2 separate regions of the Mus musculus genome follow, and region 2 is linked to region 1. A link is a contact called in ENCODE Hi-C or POLR2A ChIA-PET data. All regions are on one chromosome and are shown on one strand. The core of a region is the stretch at or near the end of the contact, and the rest is flanking DNA. Distances in the headings are between cores, read along the strand shown. Region 1 overlaps Vipr1 (vasoactive intestinal peptide receptor 1). Region 2 holds the start of Klhl40 (kelch-like 40).

Region 1 (4,399 bases), core at 2-2,501:
CCTGTCACAACCTCTTCACATTTACATGTGAATCAAAGGCTCTTGTGTGGGGCTCCTGCCCAAAGCCAGAAGGGTCATCTCTCACTAGAGCAGAGGTGACACAGCTGCTTAGAAGAAGCAGGAGACCCACAGTGGCTAGGGGAACCAAGCCTGCTAGAGCCAATGTTTATTGTCATACAAGCCTGGTGCAGCTCTGAGAAGAGCCCGCTGACACCAGTTTGGATTAGAAGCCATTATCGCTATAAAGATGGAGGGAGGCATAAGATGCCTTGCCCCCTCCCCAGGCTTTTATGTCAGACATAATCACTCTCCACAGGAACTGGAGACTGAGGGTGGCAATAGCATCTATGGTAATGCGACCCCCAGAGAATCCAGCAGACCACAATATGTAAAAAAGGTAGTCTTTAGCAACAGGAAAGGATACCTGCTCTCACAGGACTCAGTATCACTACCAGTGATATCAGGGTGGCCCAGGATCAAGGGGCCTGTGTGCTCATGCCTCTGACCCTTGCAGCAGTGGTTGGTGTGTAGATAAGCGCCCAGAGGCGGCAGCTCGCTATTGCTTTGGTTGTACATAAGGCTAGTGGACTGGTCCTACTTGATGGACAAAGTCACTTGGTGAGCACGGGCAGGGCTGCCTTCTCCCCACCCCTCCTCCCCAGAGATAGGTCCCTGAGCTCCCAGGTCTGACGATTCACTGGGGCAATTCCATCCTGAGGGAGGACCGCAACACAGCTGTGATCCCCAAACTGAAACTCCAGGTCACAACCATATCTGCCTGAGGTAGAAGAACTCACCCACCCGGAAGAGCTGGCAGATAAACGGAGGGAGGGGGCTGCATCCTCAGAGAGGAGTCTCAATGGCAACGCTTAACCCAAAGCGACTTGAGCGCCCCAGTGGAATTCTAGGCACCGACGGGGCGGAACCTTTTGCCCTCAGAGTTCCAAAGCTTTGAGGGCAGGCGGTTTGCTTTCCAGGAGGTGAATGCAGATGTTGTGCGCATGACTGGCAGAGCAGCCTTGGGTGGTGGAGTCCGATGCTGGTTCCTCCTTGCATCCTCCAGGGTTAGACCTCCCAGCTCTCCAGCTAGCATGGACCGGGTCCTGGCTGCAGCAAAGGATTGTGTCCCTACAAAAGGCTGGAGCCAGCGGCGTCGCTGCAGACCTCTGCTCCAGGGGCTGGCGTGGGGAGGGTGCGAAGGGGCCTGGCGGCCTCTGGCGGTCAGACCAGGGAGACCTCCGCTTGGAAGCTGGAGGAGCGGCGCGCGCTCGGGCTGACGCGGGTCAGCATGGACACCTGTGTGCTGCACGAGACGCCGTTGCTGCCTCCCCACGGGTGTTGTGATTTGGAGCTCCAGCCCAGGACGCCCTGCAGATGCCAACGCCGCCACTTCCGTCGCAGCTCTGCCTGCACCTAGGGGCGGGAAGGGTGGTTAGTTAGTCTCCAGAGCAGCGTTGTTAGGCAGGCTATAGATGTTCCCTAACTTAAGTTGAAAGGCCTGGATGCTATCTTGGGAGGCTTGGGACAGGGCTGGGAGCCAGAGAATCAACTCAGGATCTTGGAGAGAGGGAAGATGGGATGCAGAAAGTCACAAAATGCAGTATAGGGAGGCAGAGGGGTGCTGCCTGTGGAGTGTACCCCAATTTTTCATCCAGGCACGCACTTGTTTGTGGCAGTAACTGCACCTTCCCTCGATGTCTTATTCCCAAATAACCCACACCCATTTAGCTGTAAGTATTCTTCACCTCTGATACGCACAGTATCCCCGCTCTAAAACCCACCCAGGGCTTGTAAAAGTGCAGGCTTTAAGTCCTCAGGTCCTAGGGTCAATCAAGGTTCATTTTAAATGAGACTGTAGGCAACTAGGGCGCTGCAATCTGAGAACCACCCTGGAGAGAGGCAAGCTTTTAACTGCCCTTGCTCTCCAGGATCCCATCGAGGTTTGTAGACCCTGAGCCTGCCCACCAGGATGTGGGAGGCACTCACCTCGCCATTGAGGAAGCAGTAGAGGATGGCCACCACAAAACCCTGAGGAGGAAGAGGAGGTGAGGCAAAAGGACTGCAGGCACTCCCAGCCCCACCCACCCCACCCCACTTCCCCACAGCCCCTTCACCCCTGCTTAAGGAAAGCACTGAGCACAATGGGGGTGCTTATCCAGAACTTATGACTGGAATCTGGGGCCCACGGCAGCTGAGGTGAATTCCTCAGGCCCACGTTCATACCTGGAAAGACCCTACGACGAGTTCAAAGACCATTTTCACCTGGGCCTTAAAGTTGTCGGGGAAGAAGGCAAACATGACATAGTGAACTCCAAACAGAGGGATGAGCAGAAGTGTGGACTTGGCCAGCCTCCTGGGGACAGGGAGAGGTAGGGTGTGGGTATGTATAGCCACATGGGGAGATGGGTGTGGGTATACCAAATGCAATAGTGACCAGACCCTGTGAGGATGAACAGTGGCTGCCCCATCCCCACGGCATGCCCACTCTATCCTGTCCCCTGTCTGTCAGTGATACCGCTCTCCTGTCCCCCTACCTCCTTGCCTGGGGAAAGCACACGAGAGAATTAAACTCCCTTCTTTCTCCCCCTTCTGGAGGAAGGCCACCAAGTATGATGTGTTACGTAAGACTCAGGAGGCAAGACTTCCCGGTCGGTCCCCCCCCCCTCTGGTCTGTGTCCCCAGCTGAAGAGTGAGGCGATGTCACGCTTCGGGGATGCTGTCTCCTCGGAAGTGCTGTGGGTGTCTCCAAGGACACTAGCTCCTAGGAATGGAGCCTTCCCAGCTCCAGGGCTGGCCACATGTGCCCGGTGTGCAGGAGGGTGAGGAGCACTCGCTGTTAGGCCTGCTCATTAGTTAGTGTGTGCACACTTGTGGCTCCTGCTCTTCCTCTGTGGCCCTGTCTCTAGGGGTTGCCTCTTTCCCTGAGACCGCTTCCCTCCCGCATCTCTAGCAGTGCAGAGTCCTGCTCCAAAAGGCCAGCTTGTCTTCCCTCTGCCCTGGTGCCAGCGGGGCCAGCACTCCCTCTATCTACTGCTAAGGCCCTCTACTGTGTATACTCAGCAGACCTCACAGCTGGTCCAGGCGGTAAGGGCCACAGTTTCCTAATTCCCTGGCAGAAAATAGGTCAGGGTGGATGTGGGTGGGATAGAAACACATTTGCCCCTGCCTCTCCTGCCTTGGTTCTGAGATCCCACCCCATGCAGATGCAACCTAGACCTTCCCTCCTTCTTGGGCCTGGCTCCCAGCCACACCTCTTTGGCCATGAACCCATCCCATACTCAGAGTCTGACAGATGGAGGCTTTCTTTAAATTGAGAGTGGGAACTGACAGCCCCTCCTTGGGGATTGCCAGCTCCAGCTCCCCCTTCTGTCTGCGACAGCTGTTCCTTTCCATCTCACCCACACAGACCTGGCCACGACCAGTTTGGGTTCTGTCCCCCAGATTCTAGCCCGTTGCAGCTGGACTTCTGGGAAACAAGGTCGCTGAGGTAAAGGACACCCGTGTGCGCGTGTGGGACAGGAGTGCTGCCTCCCGGCAGTGGGCAAGCCCCGCACGCACGTCTCCTTCTGGGAAAGAGAGGGTTGTCCTGCCCATGCAGCCTGCTAGGGACAGAATGCTGTCACACCAGGAATGGGAGGAAGCGTCAGCCTCAGGCCCGACCGTCACAGGGCTCCAGAACAGAATCCCAAATCCAGCAGCTCGTGACTCCTCCAGTGGGAAATCTTCCAACCACAGCTGAGATTCCCCTAACGGAGGCCAGGTTAAGAACATCTAGGATCCCAGGACTGGATGGCCCTTGTGGGGTGGCCTGCATGGTGGGTCTGTTCTCCATTGCCACTGTGAGTGTAAAGGTTCTTCGGGCCTTTGCAAGGGTGCCCCGGTCATGTTTTATGTTTCCTTCACGTGCCTGCAAGCTCTGATTTCCATAGAAACTTGCTGGCCTTCCCAGTGCCCCTCCTCTTTTCAAGCAGTGAATTACGGCCCTTGCAATGATTAATATCAATTACCAGCAGGACTTAGAATCACGGAGGAGACAAACCTCTGGGCATATCTGAGAGGGGATTTCTGGATGGTGTTGAGGTGGGAAGACCCACCCTGACTATCGGTGGCACCGTCCCGTGGGCTGGGGTCTCAGACTGAATAGAAAGGAGAAAGTGAGCTGAGTGCTGGTGTTCGTCTCTCACTTTCAGATCGGATGCAGGATGACTGGCTGCCTTAAGCTTTACAGCCGAGTCTCTGCCTTGACGAGTGGTGCCCTTGAGCTAGAAGCTAAAGCACGGTTTCTAATTGCTTCCTTAAATTGCCTGTCAGGCATTTTGTCACAGCATCAAGGAAAGAAAATGCCTCCTCTCTTCCTGCCCATAGTGGTGTGCTCCAACTTTGGAGGCTGAGGAAGTTC
Region 2 (4,088 bases), core at 1,562-4,061, 110 kb before region 1:
GTACACGGCGTAGGGCAGCGGGTCTGACTCACCCCATTTGAATGACCTGGAGGAACAAGCATAGCTCAAGCTTGTGTCAAGTCCGGCTCTCTGCACTCATACCCACAAGACACATGCAGACTGCATTCAATACACTCCTGGAACCCCTCCCCTGAGCTCTCCTGCCTTTGAGCCAGCCCATCTCCCCCTCTGCTCAAGGATTATTTTCAGGTCTTCACCCAATGGCTGTGCACCCTTGCAGGCCTCCTGGTTGCTGCTGTGGTCCCAGCACCACCCTAGGGCCCCTGCCCCAGACCATCCTGTCCCCTAAGGTGGCCCCGTCCTGCCCACTCACAGCCTGTCGTAGCACAGGACTGAGTCCAGGCTGTCTTCGCTGTCCTTGAGTTCCCGGCCGCCGACCACGTAGATGGCGTTGAGAGCCTCCCCCAGGCCGAAGAGGCAGCGAGGTGAAGGGAGAGGCGGCATCCCCAGCCACTCAGAGTCCAAGTGGTCAAACTGTGGGCAGGCAGTATCCTTGGGTCAGCCACCATGAGCCTCCTGTGCTCACCTCCTGTGCTCACCTCCTGGCCCAGATCAGCCAAGTTTCCCCCTCTGAGAGGGAGGTCCCCCTGTGGCTTTGGATCTTTGGTGACCAACTGTTCAAGGCTTCCCCCCCCCGCCAGCCCCCCCCCAAGTCCCTTAAAATCTATAGCCTTCCATGCCACCCTTTTTATCTGCCTAACCGAGTGGTTATAGGCACAAAGAGCCCACCTTGGAGAGTTGTCCAACAGCTGCATTGTGTGGATGGACACTTGATACTATGCAACCTCTGAAACTTCCCCCAGCCAGCTTGGGAGAGCTGCCCCTCTCCTCCTCCAGCTGTGAGGCCTGTGGACTTGACCTTGGCCTCCAGCTGCCCATTTGCTCCTGCCTGCCTATAACTGCTCACCTGGCTCTGCTCTGTCACAGGATCGCCAGCCTGGGTTACTAACTCCCTCCCCCCCCCCCCCTTCATATCTCCAGATTTCACCCAGCCGACAAGGCTCAAAACCATGGGACCAGGCTGTAGATTCTCCCTCCCTCTGAGGTCCCACAGTCACATCCTCAACCTGGGCCTGCTTGCCTGTCTCCCAGACCCTGCTGAGACTCAGTTTCCTTCCCTGGAAACGAGAAGGCAAGGTGCTTTCTGTGTAATAATCTGTCTCCCACCCCTGACCTGGCACTTCTGTCAAAGCTCTGCTTATGATTCTTCTCCATGTCTCTGCCCCCAACCCCTGTGCTGGGCCAGGGGGCCTCCAGCTCCCCAGCTTGTTGTACACTGAGCCTAACACAGATACCAGACTCTTTGGAAACTGGCTGTAACTCTTCCCACTTCAAGCAAGTGGCTGCCAATCAAAGGTCCTAGATCCAATGACAGTCCCAGGTAGACACAGGCCCTTCCCAGGCCCTAAGTTGCCTCCTAGTACCCAGAACCCAGCACCAGTCCCTTCCTCTCAAGACTGGCCAGGCACCTGCAGGAAGTAAGCACTCATAGGGTCCTCCTTGTTGTCCTCATTGTAGAAGAGGCCACCGGCCACGAAGACTTGGTTCTCCTTGGTCACCAGACTGACATGGTTCTTGGGGATCTGGGTGGACAGGGATGCACAGTAGCACTCGTTGGCGGCTGGGTCGTAAGCCACGGCGCCTTCCTCGCTGATCATGAAGATGAGATCCTGAAGGAACATGCCGAAGCGCAGAGTGTCATTGAGGATCCCGGGCAGTACTCGTTCCTCATCGTCCTCAGCCTTGGTGTCTTCTGTGCCCTGGTTGGCCTCCTTGGCCCGAGCTGTCTGCTCACCCTTTTCCTTCTTCTTCTTGCGCAGTGTAGTGAGGCGGCCCTCATGTGCATCCTTCACCATCTGCACCTTGCGCAACAGCTCGGGCTGGGAGCGCACAAGTGGGTGGCGCTCCACGCGAGTCTCCAGGAAAGCACGAGGCAGCAGGCGGCAGCGAACGCTCTCGAAGACCGTGGGCAGCGCGCGCTGGCGCTCCGCCTGCGCCTCAGCATCTCCGCTGCTGGCCCAGCGCATCACAGCCTCAAACACTGCCTCCTCCTTCTCTACGTTGAGGCCGTCGCTGGAGATGATGGCGATCAGCTCGTCAGCCGAGAGTCCCAGGAAGTCGTTGTCCCGCGCCACCAGCGGGAAGCGCGCGCAGATGAAGTCGCGCGCGGCCACAGCCAGACGCGCGCAGTCCAGCAGGAGGCCGAGGCGGAAGACAGCCAGGCAATTGGCCAAGCACAGGCGCTTCTGCAGAAACGACACGCAGATGGTGAAGATGGACGGGATCTGGAATCGATGCGCCGCGGCAAACAGGTCTTGCACGCTTGCCTCATCCAGCGCGATCTCTGATGTGTACAGGTAGTGCAGCACCTGGGACACTACGTCTGGCGACACCTCCTCCAGGCGTACCTCTCCCGCGCTATCTGGCTCAGCCAGGAAGCGCGCGCGGAAGTAGGGGCTACAGGCGGCTAGCACCAGGCGGTGGCACGGGAACTCGCGCTCACCCACGCGCACTACACAGTCTAGGAACTTGCCGTGGTCCAGCATGTCCTTGAGGCCGTCTTGCAGGAGCGTCTGCTGGTACAGACGCTGTTCCTCCGCCTGCTCCAAGCCCAGCGTCATGGTGCGGCTCCCTGGAACTCAGCAAGTCTGTGTATCGAGGGCAGCCCTGCACACCTCTGCTGTCTTGTGGGGCTGTGCACTGACTGCGCAGCTGTCTGCCCTGGGCTATATATAGAGGATGCCCAGAACCTGTAAGAGGAGCTGCTGGCCTCCTGCACATGACGCACAGAGGACAGCTGGGCAGAGGCTTTCTCTCTGAGCAGCCTTGAGTCAGCTATGGGGGCTCATGGGGCGAGGGTGGGGTGTGTCTGGGCCTTTCCAGAACTGGAAGGTCTCTCGACCCAGAACCCAGTTGCCTCTGGATTCCTTAGTCTAGAAATGCTGCTGCCTATGAAGAGGGCTCAACTCCCTCTCCTTTCCACTGTCTTCCAGGCCTGAGTGCTCACAGCCTTCCTCACAGACCGTATCTCATGTGGCCACTCCTGGTTATAGCATGTTTGGGTGTCCTGCTTGGTGAACATGTCTTTTTCCTTGGCAATCACTCCTAAAATGGGAAGGAGTTTCCTCTGCCCAAACTCAGAGACCTTCCTTTAAACAAACTCCTTAAGTCAATAAGGGTAGCTGTTTCTCTGTTGGGCCTCAGTTTCCTCTCCCATTCAAGGAGGGAGAGGAGCTAGAATCCAAGGGTCTCAGCTCAACTCTGCTGAGGGCCAGAGACCCTGGGGTAGCATGCTCCAGGTTAGGCTCAAAGGGGTCAAGCCTGCTAGAAAATTAATTTCCTAGGGTTCTACTATTTGGGGGTGTTTAGACCTTCAAATCTCTAATATTCTAGCAGTGTTCTGAATGGTAGTGTCCAAATGGTGGAACTTCAGGGACTCTCTCCCATTGTCCTTGGTCCATTTGAGGTTTACCATGTTTCTACCTGGCCTTGGGGCCCCTGTCATTGTCTGTCTGTCTGTGATTTGAGGGTTTGAGGAGTTGAGCCAGGATACCCAGTCTCAGCCCCCACCTTGCTCTGGACTCCTGTCCACCCCTCCACTCCCCAAATCTGCACATTGGCTTCAGACTCCAAGAATAACGAATTCTCCAAGTGCCAAAAGCTGCAGCTGTGGGTTAAATTTAGCCCCGGGACACTGGTAGGAGGCATAACGGGCGCTCCCCAACCATGCCTCTGAGTCACTTGTTTATAACCTTGGGCTTGTGGGGGGATAGGAGAAAATACCTAGTGGGGAGCAGGGGCAGGGGGAGAGGACTGAGTCACACGTCCCTTCTATGATTCCAGAAACATTATTGCCTGTCCTTCCTAAGTGGTGACGGTCACTCGGTCCTAGAGGGGCACATAGCTGGACAGGCTCCAGAGGTGTGCTGCCCACCTTTCTGCAACGTCAAGGGCTAGCTTGGGGCAAGCTGGGAGGGTTTCCATGTCAGTTCTGGACAGTGGGACATTTCTAGGAAACATTGCCAGCAATTCGCTGGGTCACACGACTGCTACCTGCATGAGCCAGA

Evidence for each region. Hi-C counts contacts between places; a loop is a spot of excess contacts on that map. ChIA-PET counts read pairs that join two places held with the same protein, here RNA polymerase II (POLR2A).
Region 2: a loop to region 1 is called in a map of left cerebral cortex, with 2.9 times the contacts of the local background. The contact joins the promoter of Klhl40 here to the enhancer-like site in region 1. A Hi-C loop is called at or near these places in 1 of 37 maps with a recorded cell type or tissue (left cerebral cortex). POLR2A ChIA-PET finds 5 or more read pairs at or near these places in 1 of 5 experiments (embryonic stem cell).

The regions. Positions count from the first base shown.
Region 1 is chr9:121,666,388-121,670,786 of GRCm38, reverse strand. Vipr1 (vasoactive intestinal peptide receptor 1) reads right to left here. Exons shown (of 13, transcript NM_011703.4): 11 at 2,224-2,353; 12 at 1,987-2,028; 13 at 1-1,413. The coding sequence ends at 1,222. Among named protein-coding and RNA genes, the nearest start is that of Vipr1, 26 kb to the right of the region's middle. Within about 2 kb of position 1,251, at least 1 of the 3 ENCODE cell types and tissues checked has a DNase peak (open chromatin) inside an H3K27ac peak, as active enhancers do.
Region 2 is chr9:121,776,330-121,780,417 of GRCm38, reverse strand. Klhl40 (kelch-like 40) reads right to left here and starts at 2,811. Exons shown (of 6, transcript NM_028202.3): 1 at 1,491-2,811; 2 at 335-495; 3 at 1-46. The coding sequence starts at 2,642.